Regions from separate parts of the Homo sapiens genome. Here region 2 is linked to region 1. Evidence: chromatin loops called from intact Hi-C (ENCODE). Cell type or tissue: endothelial cell of umbilical vein. All regions are shown on one strand. Each heading gives the region's core, and the rest is flanking DNA. Links, peaks and the distances in the headings are about the cores only.

Region 1 (5,000 bases), core at 1-5,000:
TAGAAGTAAATTTGACTTCTTAATTGATACATGTTCATTCCATTATAAAATCTTTTTAATTTGACAATTGTAGACAATGTATATTACACAAATTTTACAAAAATGTGCCTCACTACTTTTACTAAAATATTATTGAAAGCCAGTATTACAACCTCATTTAAACATATTGTATCTTCTAGTTTCTCTTGACAAAAGTTCACTTTATCCATACAAAAATCTTCTTTCACAAAAGCTTCCAAAGTTTCTTGAAGAGAGAAACATTCCCTTAAAAAAAAATACATTAATTAGTGTTTACTAAAAGCAAGTTACATACTAAATGTAGCCAACCAAAACACATAATCATTAAAATTAAAGTTGAGGTAAAACGATGATAAAAGTTATTGGCCGGGTGCAGTGGCTCACGCCTGTAATCCCAGCACTTTGGGAGGCCGAGGCGGGTGGATCACCTGAGGTCAGGAGTTCAAGACCAGCCTGGCCAACATGGTGAAACCATGTCTCTACTAAAAATACAAAAATTAGCTGGGCACAGTGGCGCACGCCTGTAGTCTCAGCAAGGCTGAGGCAGGAGAATCGCATGTGCCCAGGAGGCGGAGGTTGCAGTGAGCCGAGATTGCGCCATTGTACTCCAGCCTGGGCGACAGAGCAAGACTCATCTCAAAACAAAACAAAAAAAAACATTGTTGATAACATCTAAGCTTGTGATCATACTAAAACATTTTCACCTCTTAAAAATATTTACAGCATTGGTCAATTAAGTAAGTACCTGGAAAAATTAGCTTCTGTGAAGATCTGTCCTTTGAAATCTAAAAGAGGATCCTTTACCAAAAACAGTTTTAGTCTACTCAAGAGAGTAGGCAAAGTTGGTAGGTGTTTTCTACTACTTACAAAAAGTATTCCTTTATCATCAATAAATAAATCTGAAAAGAAATAAGAAATATAAAGGAATAAGAAAAAAACAAAAAGTTATCCAAAGAGATCTAGATAGTTAATGTAATCAGTCATTAGATACAGCTGGGTTTTTCAATCACATTTTAAACTCTGTAGCTCTTCATTGTACTGTGCATATAGAGCATGTAGCATAGTTCTGGAACAAAGGCAAAAGTACAATAAATTTTAGTATTATCTAGGACACCGAGGAATAGCCAAATATCCCAAAAGAGCTGTAACGGCTAATACTTTATCAATAAAGATTAATCAATGGAGGAAAATATCTTATGGACTTACACTTCAAAATAGCCAGGCGTAGCCTAAGCAAAATTTTAAAGAAATAGAAGTATTTGACTTCTGCTGACCTTGGTCTTCTCTGCATCATTTTACCTCTTAATATCTCCAATTCATCCCCCAGAGTCTCTGACATGTAGGGAATGGAGATGGTCTACAGTGCCTACAAATGAGACTGATTCTATTATTCTTAAGTTATTCACATGGTTGCTATAAAATTATTTACAGTGAAAGTTTTAAGCAAAGAATCTACTTGAGGAGTATGATATAGCTTATGTATTAAGAAACACTACTGCTAACAGTTAATTTCTGGAATAAATTTCTCCTCTCGGTCTCCACCCTGCCTTGTCTGGGTTTCTTTAGAATCTTGGCTAGCTGTCTAACAGCTTTAACAGTTTCTAAGTCACAGGAAGGAACATAAACTTGCCCCCAATTCTTCAATAAGTTTTTGAGTAGAAAGAGAAAAAGAAAAATATAAGCTCAGATGAAGAACTACTCAAAAAGCCAAGTTCCCAAAAAAGAAAGCCATCCTGAAGGGAGAGCAATGGTTTCTCATCCTGGGTATTGACTTTTCGGTTAAGTGACGCTGAATGGCATAAGAAAAGAATAGTACGGAGTTTTCAGGTAGTAATGTCTCCCACGGTTAACTACATAATTGGTATGCAGGCAGCAAGGGAACATCCCTTTGCTTGGTGCTAACTTGATATGCCTTAAGAGAACTTGTGGTATGAACTAGCTTCCTAAAAGAGATTTATCTGAACTTAAGTTCCTGACAATCTCATGGCCAAAAGCTTCCCATGACACACCAAAGGAAGTTAGTCAATCAATTCCATGTCTAAGGAGGGCTTATCTGAGACAGTTAAATATGGTTTACTGGTATAATCCATTCTGTAAGTATTAATGAAATCACATTAATAGTAAAAACCCAAACAGCATTAATTTATATCCTATATCCACCTTCTGCTTCTAAACAGATCCTCCAGCCATCTTCCCTATCTACAGCCTCATTCTGGATATTTCTGGAACTAAATGGCTGACATCTGAAGTCAGTTATATGGTCTTGTTTTCCATCCACCCTTTTTTGATGAAACCACTTGAGGGCAGCATCACACCACAACTAATATTCTTTGTAATTCTACCAAGGTTGTTTATAGCAAGAGTGCCACTTCCTTACTTTCTTTGAGTTATACAGCATGCCCTGGAGTTCTTATTTTACTACAGCTAATACATGTACTATACAGATATAAGGAGACTGTTTTCTTCTATTGTAGAGGAATATTAAATTGTCACCAGGAAACAAAATTTTGGCTAGTTAACTATGAAAAGAAGCAGAAAAAGGTCTACTAATATGAAAGAAGAGAGGTTTATTCTTTACAAAGGACACTTTTGTCTCCCTAGAAAATTCAAGATAATGAAATGAAAACAAAAGAGTTCACTAAGTTATCTGATAAAAATTATACAATTAATGTTTTTTTTTAATATATAAAAACTTGGTCATAAAAATTAATGGAAAAAACATAAAAATACCAATTTGTGAACTATCAAGGACTAAACATAAAAATATTCAGAAAGTATATGCAGGAAATGATAGAACTTTATTGAAGATCATTTTTTTAAAAATTTGAAAAAAAGGCAAGATAAAAAACACTTTCCTAGCTAGAAAGACTAACTATGGTAAAATTTTAAAGGATCCCATTACCATTTCAAGAGGTCTGTTTTAGAACTTGGAAAAGTGATTACAAAGTAAATCTGGAAGAATATAGTTATGAGAGTAGAAAAAAGTAATAAAATAGGAGATTATTTATATATTATAATTATACATTTAATAGTTAAAATTATATGATACTGACACAATAATAGGCAAAATAGATCATAATAGAAAATCCAGAAATGAATTCTAATGTGGTTAAGGATTTAATATATAATGTGAGTGGCATTTCTAATCAGTGGGAAAGAAAGGACTATTTCATAAATGATATTGGGGCAATTATCAAAAACACTTGGAAAAAGATTTTTATTCCTACTTTTAAACATACATCAAAATCTAAAATAAAACTAGGCACCTTCAGCTGGGCCTGGTGGCTCATGCCTGTAATCCCAGCACTTTGGGAGGCTGAAGTGGGCAGATCACTGGATGTCAGAAGTTCGAGACCAGCCTGGCCTACATGGCGAAACCCCCTCTCTACTAAAAATACAAAAATTAGCCGGGCTTGGTGGTGGGGACCTGTAATCCCAGCTACTCGGGAGGCTGAGGCAGGAGAATCACTTGAACCTGGGAGGTGGAGGTTGCAGTTAGCTGAGATCACACCACTGCACTCCAGCCTGGGCCACAGAGCAAGACTCCATCTTAGAACAAAAAACAAACAAACAAACAAACCTCATGCACCTTCAAGAAAATACAAACAAGTATTTATCTAATTAAGAAAGAATTTTCTAAGTATAAAAGGAATGAAAGAAACCATAAAAGAAAACAATTGGCAGAATTGGTTAGGTTCAAGTTAAATATATTTGGAGTTAATACCTTTACATATAAAGATAAAATATATGTCAAAATATAAACAAAAGAGAAAATCATTTCACAAAACAAAAAGATGCAGATGGCCAATAAAGACCAGTAATTCTATTAATTTACTTTTTTATGCCCAGCTTGTCAATAACAGAGATCACCAGTAATTTTAAAGATGTAAGTAAAAATATAATTTTTTTGCCCATCACATTGGTTTAAATGTATTACCACAACATCAGCAGTAATATATTCAATGATGATAATACTGGCATAAACAGGGCATTCTCATACCATACTAGTGGACATATAGCTAAAAAAGCACTTATACTAAATAGATCAATTTCTAGGAATTCATGCCAAGGAAATAATTGGAAATAAGAATACATATTTATATACATATTTGAAATTAAAAACATTAGTGGTCTCAAATTTGGAAATGTGTGATATGTACATAAGATTAAAAACTGCAGTCATTAAAAGCCATGCTTTTGTCTAGCACGGTGGCTCACACCTGTAATCCCAGCACTTTGGAAGGCTGAGGTGGGAGGATTGCTTGAGCCTAGAAGTTTGAGACCAGCCTGGACAACATAGGGACATCTTGTCTCTACAAAAAAATTAAAAATTAGTCAGGCATGGTGGCACAGCTATGGTCTCAGCTACTTAGGAGGCTAAGACAGGAGGATCACTTGAGCCCGGGGGTTTCAAGGCTGCAGTGAGCTGTGATTGCACCACTATACTCCAGCCTGAGAAACAGAGTCTCAATTTAAAAAAAAAGAAAGAAAGAAAAAGAAAAAGACACGCTTTTGTGGAAAAATCAAGCATAAAATAAAATATTCCCAAGATCATGTTAATATTTAAAAATAATATCATGTATATATAGTATGATCACAATAGTAAAACAATTTATCTTTGAATTATAGAATTATGAGTTTTTAGTAAAGGGACATTCTATATATTTAAGATGTAGATATCTTAACCTATGTAGAAAAACATAAAATTCAATCCTCATTCATGATTAAAAGCTGTTATCAAACTAGGAACAGAAGGAATCTTCCTCAACCCACTAAAGGAAATGCTTCTAATATTTCACCATTGAAAATGACATACACATGAAATGTTAGAAGCATTTTCTTTACCATCAGAAATAAGATAGCAACCATCATGCTTCTACCGAACAAAGTTCTAGCGGTTTTAGTCAGTATAGTCAGACAAAAAAAAAAGATTAAATATTGCAAAGGAAGAAACAGCCATCATTCACAGACAATATGATTAT
Region 2 (7,915 bases), core at 1,474-6,473, 600 kb after region 1:
TTTTTGGTTGACAAAACTGGAAGAGTTGGAGATAGATGGGGTGATGGTTGCACAACAATGTAAATGTACTTAATGCCGTTGAACTGTACACTTCAATATAGTTAAAATGGTAAATTTTATGTTAGGTATGTTTTACAAAAATAAACAAAAAAATTTGGCCAGGCGCGGTGGCTCATGCCTGTAATCCCAGCATTTTAGAAGGCCAAGGCAGGTGGATCATCTGAGGTCGGGAGTTCAAGACCAGGCTGGCCAACGTGATGATACCCTGTCTCTACTAAAAAAAATAAAAAATTAGCTGGGCGTGGTGGCAGGTGCCTTTAATCCCAACTACCCAGGAGGCTGAGGCAGGAGAATTGCTTGAACGTGGGAGGCAGAGGTTGCAGTGAGTAGATACCATGCCACTGTCCTCTAACCTGGGAGACAGTGAGACTCTGTCTCAAAAAAACAAAAACAAACTGGAAGGAGGGTGCCACTGATGCTACTGGCATGTAGTGGGTACAGACCAAGAATGCTGCTAAACATACTCTAATGCACATGACAGCCTCCCACAAAAAATGATTATCCAACCCAAAATGTCAATAGTGCCACGGCTGAGAAATCCTGGTATGAATTATTAGCATAACCTTGCTAAAGGGTATTAAGTGTGTATATCCTCTGAGCAAACAGTCCCAGTTCTAGAAATGTATTCTATGGAGATATGACTAGTGAGCAATGATGTATACACAAAGGCTTTTTATGGCAAATACCATTCATAATAAAGACAAATTTTAAAACCACTTAAATGTCTATCATAACAGCCAGGAAAGTTGGCATGAACCTGTAGTCCCAGCTACTCACTTGAGGCCAAGAGTTCAAGTCCAGCCTGAACATCATAGCAAGACCTCATCTCCAGAAAAAAATGTCAATCACAAATGAGAATGGTAAAATCAATTTGGAGTACATTCACAAAAAGGAAAATGATGCATCTTCTTTTTGGGGGGCACTGGAGCAGGGACAGAGTCTTGCTCTGTTACCCAGGCTGCAGTACAGTGGCACAATCACTATAGCCTCGACCTCCTGGGCTCAAGCGATCCTCCCACCTCAATCTCCTGAGTATATGGGACCACAGGCATGTGCCACTATGCCTAGCTAAAATTTTTATAATTTTTTGTAGAGACAGTCTCCCAATATTGCCCAGGCTGGTCTCAAACGCCAGGACTCAGGGAATCTCCCATCTTAGCCTCTCAAAGTGCTGGGATTACAGGTGTGCGCCACTGCACCTGACCGCATCTACTTTTAAGAAAAGCTTTAGGCTGGGCGCGGTGGCTCATGCCTTAATCCCAGCACTTTGGGAGGCCGAGGTGAGCGGATCACCTGAGGTCAGGAGTTTGAGACCAGCCTGGCCAACGTGGTGAAACCCCATCTTTACTAAAAAATAGAAAAAAAAAATTAGCCGGGTATGATGGCGGGAACCTGCAGTCCCAGATACTTGGGAGGCTGAGGCAGAGAATAGCTTAACCCCAGGAGGCAGAGGTTGCAGTGAGCTGAGATCGCGCCACTGCACTCCAGCCTGAGCGACAGAGCAAGACTCTGTCTCAAAAAGAAAAAAAAGTTTTAGATGTAAACGTGGAAAGATGTTTATAATATACTAGGTAAGCCAAAGACAGGTTTCAGGCTGGGCACGGTGGCTCACACCTGTAATCCCAGCACTTTGGGAGGCCTAGGCAGGTGGATCACCTGAGGTCGGGAGTTCAAGACGAGCCTGGCCAACATGTTGAAACCCCGTCTCTACAAAAATTCAAAAATTAGCTGGGCATGGTGGCAGGTGCCTGTAATCCCAGCTACTCTAGAGGCTGAGGCAGAAGAATCACTTGAACCCGGGAGGCGGAGGTTGCCGGGAGGCGGAGGTTGCCGTGAGCCGAGATCGTGCCATTGCACTCAAGCCTGGGTGACAGGGCGAGACTCCATCTCAAAAAATAAAAACAAAACACCAAAAAAAAAACAAGTTTCAAAACAATACAATATACACATAATCTCACCATGCTTAAAAACTATAAAAATTAATGTAAAGATTTCAAAGTCTTAGACACATGCCAAATGTTAACATGATTATCTCTGAAGGGTAGTATTAAAGAGGAACTTTCAGTTTCTCTAGCTTGTTGGAATCATGAATCAGAAATATATAGACATTAAAATGCAATAATCAGGTTAATATCCAACAGTTACTAATTAAATAATGACTGGCAATAATTCATGGAGCAAGAAAAGGCACAGCTCGGAGTTCTACGCAGAAGGCTTGGTACATTATCAGAAGCAACTACCACCCCTAAAACCCAAAGGAATTTTTTTTTCCAAGACAGGGTCTTGCTCTGTTGCCCAGGCTGGAGTGCAGTGATGCACTTACAGCTCACTGGAGCCTAAAACTCCTGGGCTCAAGCAGTGCTCCCACCTCAGCCTTCTAAGGACCTGGGACTACAAGCATGCACCACCACACCTGGCTTAATTTTTAAATTTTTTTTTGTAGAATCAGGGTGTCACTGTTGCCCAGGCTGGTCTCATACTCCTGGGCTCAAGTGATCCTCCCACCTTGGCTTCCTAAAGTGTTACGATTACAGGCATGAGGTACAGTTTCTGGCTCACAAGGATTTCTCAGGTGATTCTGAGACAGGGTGAGCTGTCTTGTGGGTAAAGGAAATGGAAATTTTTAAGAGATGTGGGACTCTCTCAAAGCCATTGAAATCATCTGCTCTGAGTCACATTATATTGTTGTTGGCCTCTGACCATCAATTTGTAACATTATTTTTCACTGGAGAAGCCTAAAACATCTTAAAACTCAAATGGAAAAATTTCAATGGCAAGTTATAATACGACTAACAGTAGGTTACGATCCATTAATGAGTCACCAAACTTATTTAGTAGGTTAGAATCAACTTTTTTTTTTTAACAAGGCAGACAAGATTCAAATAAAATAGAATAAAAACTTTGTACTGGGTCTGAATAAATAATTTATTTCCTTTTGTGGGTTGTGGTCAAGAAATTGGAAGGTTACTAAATTACACACTTTAAAAAATGGATTATTATGCAAGCTCAGGGTTAGGAGAGTCCTTATTTGATAACTTAAGCTTAAAGTTGTTGTCAGTGTCATATCCTTTAATATTTCAATTTGATCAGGCATTTTCAATCTCCTATATACTTGAAAATTACTTTTTAACATTGGAGAATTAAACTTCATAGACTTTATTTATTTATTTATTTTTTGTTTTTTTGAGACAGAGTCTCACTCTGTTGCCCAGGCTGGAGTGCAGTGGTGAGATCTTGGCTTACTGAAACCTCTGCCTCCTGGGTTCAAATGATTCTCTTGCCTCAGCCTCCCAAGTAGCTGGGATTACAGGCCTCCACCACCATACCTGGATAATTTTTTTGTATTTTTAGTAGATTCGGGGTTTCACCATGTTGGTCAGGCTGGTCTTGAACTCCTGACCTCAGGTGATCTGCCCATCTCGGCCTCCCAAAGTGCTGGGATTACAGGTGTAAGCCATGGCACCCAGCCTAAACTTCATAGACTTTAGAAGCCACAAAACAAGGGAAGATAACTTTGTCCATTTTATGGTAATTTTGAAAACGTTAATAATATAAAATGGATTGGAGTATCATATCCTGTTTTAATGATTCAAAGCATTATTTTCATTAAGACATTTAAATTTCTACCTTATTTTCCTTTTTTGAGAGCTATAGAAAACTTTGTTATTTTTGCCTTAACCCAAGTCAATTATTATATCACAATATTGTTAATAAATTAACATTTTGTGGCATTATACAATTTTGAATTTTAAAATAACAGTGCCACCTGGTGGTGACTCTAAACATGTTTTTATTTCTCTTCGGTATACATACCAAAAAGTGGAATTGCTCTTTTGACTGTGGACATTCGGGAACTAGCAAGTGTGTTTAACCTGAGAGACTGCCAAACTGTTTTTCAAAGCTACTGAACCATTTTATACTTCCACCAGTAACGTATGAGGGTTCTAATTTCTCCACATCCCATCCGACACTTGTTACTTTCCTTTTTTTTATTATAGTCAACCTAGTGGGTGTACAGTGGAATCTCATTGTGGTTTTGATTTGCATTTCCCTAAGTAATGCTATTGAGCATCTTTTCATGTGCTTGTTGCCATTAGTATATCTTCTTTAGAAAATTATCTATTTGGGGACAGGCATTGTGGCTCACACCTGTAATCCCAGCACTTTGGGAGGCTGAGGCAGGAGGATTGCTTGAGTTCAGGAGTTTGAGACCAGCCTAAGCAACATGGCATGACCCTGTCTCTACAAAAAGTATGAGTCTGTAGTCTCAGCTACTCAGGAGGCTGAGAGGGGAGGATAACTGAGAGGGAGAGGTTGAGGCTGCAGTGAGCCATGGTTGCACCTGAGCAACAAAGTAAGACCCTGTCTAGCAAAAGGAAAAGAAAAAATATCTATTCAAATCGTTGCCCATTTTTTAGTTGGGTTGTTCATTTTTCTGTAGCTGTTGTAAGAATTCTGTGTATATATTGGACACTGGAGCCTTATCAGGTATATGATTTATAAGTATTTTTTCTCATTCTCTAGGTTGTCTTTTCACTTTCTTGATAGTGTCCTGGGATGCACAAATTAATTATTTTAATTCTTATGAAGTTCAATGTATCTTCTTTTTTTTCCCTTCTGTGGCTTGTGCTTTTGGTGTCATATTTAAGAATCCATTGTCAAATCCAAGGTCATGAAGATTTACCCTTATGTTTTCTTTCAAGAGCTTTATAATTTTAGCTCCTACATTTAAGGTCTTTGATCCATTTGGGGTTGATTTTTAGAGCCATCTCTTACTCACCATCATGGCCACCATCAGACCCCTCATGAAGCCCAAGATCATCAAAAAGAGGAGCAAGAAGTTCATTCACCACCAGTCAGAACAATATGTCAAAATTAAGCATAACCGGTGGAAACCCAGAGACAACTGCGTTCATAGAAGATTCAAGGGCCAGATCTTGATGCCCAACATTGGTTATAGAGAAGCAATGAAAACACAAAGCACATGCTGCCCAGCGGCTTCTGGAAGTTTCTGGTACGCATTGTCAAGGACTTGGAAGGGCTGCTGACATGCAGAAAATCTTACTGTCCTGAGATAGCTCACAATGTGTCCTCTGGAACTGCAAAGCCATCATGGAAAGGGCAGCCCAGCTGGCCATCAGAGTCACCAGTCGCAATGCCAGGCAGCACAGCAAAGAAAGGGAATAGACAGCTCATGTGCATGTTTTGTGTTGAAATAAAACCATAAAAACTGTGAAAAATTAATTTTCATATAATTTTTGAGATGGAGTCAGGGGGTGGGTCCAAACTCATTCTTTTATGAATAAGAATATCTAGTTAATACGAATATCTGGGGCTGGGCTTGGTAGCACACGCTTGTGATCTCAGAACTTTGGGAATCTGAGGAGGGCAGATCTCTAGAGCCCAGGAGTTCAAGCCCAGCCTGGGCAACATGGTGAGACCTGTCTCTACAAAAAATACCAGCCTGTAGTCCCAGTTACTCGGGAGGCTGAAGTGGGCCGACTGCATGAGCCCAGGAGGTTGAGGCTGCAGTGAGCCAAGATCCACACACCAATGCACCTCAGCCTGGGCTACAGAGCAAAACTGTCACACACACACACACACACACACACACACACACACACACACACAAAGGCTATTCTTGACCTATTAGTCTTGGTATGCTTGCTGAAAATCAATAGAGCATAAGTGTATCAGTTTATTTATTCTATTAATTGATCTATATGTCTATCCCTATGCCAATACCACATGGTTTTTGCTTTTGTTTTGTAATTATTAGACTTGATTTTTTAGAAGAGTGCTAGATTCACAGAAAAATTGAGCAAAAAGTACTGAGAGTTTCCACATACTCCCTCCTCCACCATTAACAGCCCCAGTTGGTATGGTAAATTTGATATAATCAATAAACCAACATTGACATATCATTATCAACCAAAATCCATAGGGTTCACTCTGTGTTGTACCTTCTGTGAATTTTGACAAATATATAATGACATATCTGTAACATTATGGTATCATACAGAATAGTTTTACTGCCCTAAAAATCTTCTGATCTCTGCCTATTGATCCCTCCCTCCTCACTAACTACCGGCAAACACTGATCCTTTTTACTGTCTCCATAGTTTTGCCTCTTCAGAATGTCATATATTTGGAATCATACAGTGTGTACCCTTTCCAGACTGGCTTCTTTCGCTTAGTAATATGCATTTAACTTTCCTCCATGTCACTGTGGCTTGCTAGGTCAGTTCTTTTTTTTTTTTTTTTTTTTTTTTTTTTTGAGACAGGGTCTCACAGTAGCAAGATCTTTAAAAACAGGCAATAAAAGTTTAATTTGATAAGAGAATTTCAAGAAGACAAAAAAAAAGCCCTAGTTATTTGCAAAGCAGAAGAAAAGCAAAAGAGCATACTAACCTTTTATAAGTATTTTGGTAAAGAAAAGTACCAGGGGGCCAGGCACCATGGCTCATGCCTGTAATCCCAGCACTTTGGGAAACCGAGGTGTGTGGATCATTTGAGCCAGGAGTTCAAGACCAGCTTGGGCAACACAGCAAGACCCTGTCTTTACAAAAACTATAAGCCTGTAGAACCAGCTACTCGTGAGGCTGAGGTGGAAGGATAGCTTGAGCCTAGGCGTCTAAGGCTGCAGTGAGCTATGATCACGCCACTGTACTCTAGCCTGTGCAACAGGGCAAGACCCTGTCTCTATTTTTAAAAAATTAAGAAATTTAAAAAAGAAATATTGTGAGAATTAGGAAAATATGACAGAGACACAAAGTGAGGACACATTATTGGAAAAATGGCACCAATTGACTTGCGTGACACAGGGTTGACAGAAATATTCAATTTGTAAAAAATGCATTATCTGTGAAGTACAATAAAGTGAAGCTCCATAAAACAAGGCATACTTACATACATTACCACTAACTAAGTCACTATGTTGTATATTAGATTTCCAGAACTTACTGACCCTATCTAACAGTTTCAGTACCGTGTAATCTACATATCTCCATTCCTCCACCCCCACCACAACCCAGCCTCTGGCAGCCACCCTTCTATTTGCTGCTTCTACGTGTTCAACATTTTTAGATTCCACACATAAGTGAGATCATGCCTTTCTGTGGCTGGCTTATATCACTTAGCATAATGTCTTCCACGTTCATCCATGTTATCACAAATGACAGGATTTCTTTCTTCTTTAAGGCTTAATAGTATTTCATTGTATATGTCTATCTATCTATCTATGTATCTATATATGTATGTATCTATCTATACATATGTCACATTTTCTTTATCCATTCATCCATTGATGGACACTGATATGGTTTGGCTCTGTGATCCCAGGCAAATCTCATCTTGTAGCTCCCATAATTCCCATGTGTTGTGGGAGGGACCCAGTGGGAGATAATTGAATCATGGGGGTGGGTCTTTCCCTTGCTGTTCTCATGAGAGTGAATAAGTCTCATGAGATCTGATGGTTTTAAAAATGGGAGTTTCCTTGCACACACTCTTTCGCTTTGTCTGCTGCCATCCATGTAAGATGTGACTTGCTCCGTCTTGCCTTCCTTCATGACTGTGAGGCTTCCCCAGCCATGTGGAACTGTAAGTCCATTAAACCCCTTTCTTTTGTAAATTGTCCAGTCTTGGGTATGTCTTTATCAGCAGCATGAAAATGGACTAATACAGTAAATTAGTACCAGTGGTGTGGGGTGCTGCTGAAAAGATACCGAAAAATGTGGAAGTGACTTTGGAACCGGTAATAGACAGAGGTTGGAACAGTTTGGAGGGCTCAGAAGAAGACAGGAAAACGTGGAGAAGTTTGGAACTCCCTAGAGACTTGTTGAATAGTTTTGATCAA

What was found. Peaks named below come from ENCODE experiments on the same cell type or tissue, not always from the same donor. Only the 100,000 strongest peaks of a DNase experiment are listed, where the experiment ranks them.
Region 2: a loop joins it to region 1, with 11 times the contacts of the local background. A loop is called at or near these places in 56 of 110 quality-filtered maps.

The regions. Positions count from the first base shown.
Region 1 is chr9:111,757,932-111,762,931 of GRCh38, forward strand. It overlaps SHOC1 (shortage in chiasmata 1), which reads right to left. Exons shown (of 28, transcript NM_001378211.1): 6 at 764-917; 7 at 153-264. Among named protein-coding and RNA genes, the nearest start is that of SHOC1, 35 kb to the right of the region's middle. In endothelial cell of umbilical vein, for the core only: a CTCF peak has its summit at 2,312 (motif pointing right); a DNase peak (open chromatin) is centred at 2,340; H3K27ac peaks cover 1,260 bases.
Region 2 is chr9:112,357,870-112,365,784 of GRCh38, forward strand. It overlaps a transcript of PTBP3 not described here and the pseudogene RPL32P22. Among named protein-coding and RNA genes, the nearest start is that of HSDL2, 18 kb to the right of the region's middle. In endothelial cell of umbilical vein, for the core only: a CTCF peak has its summit at 3,836 (motif pointing left); DNase peaks (open chromatin) are centred at 2,762 and 3,822.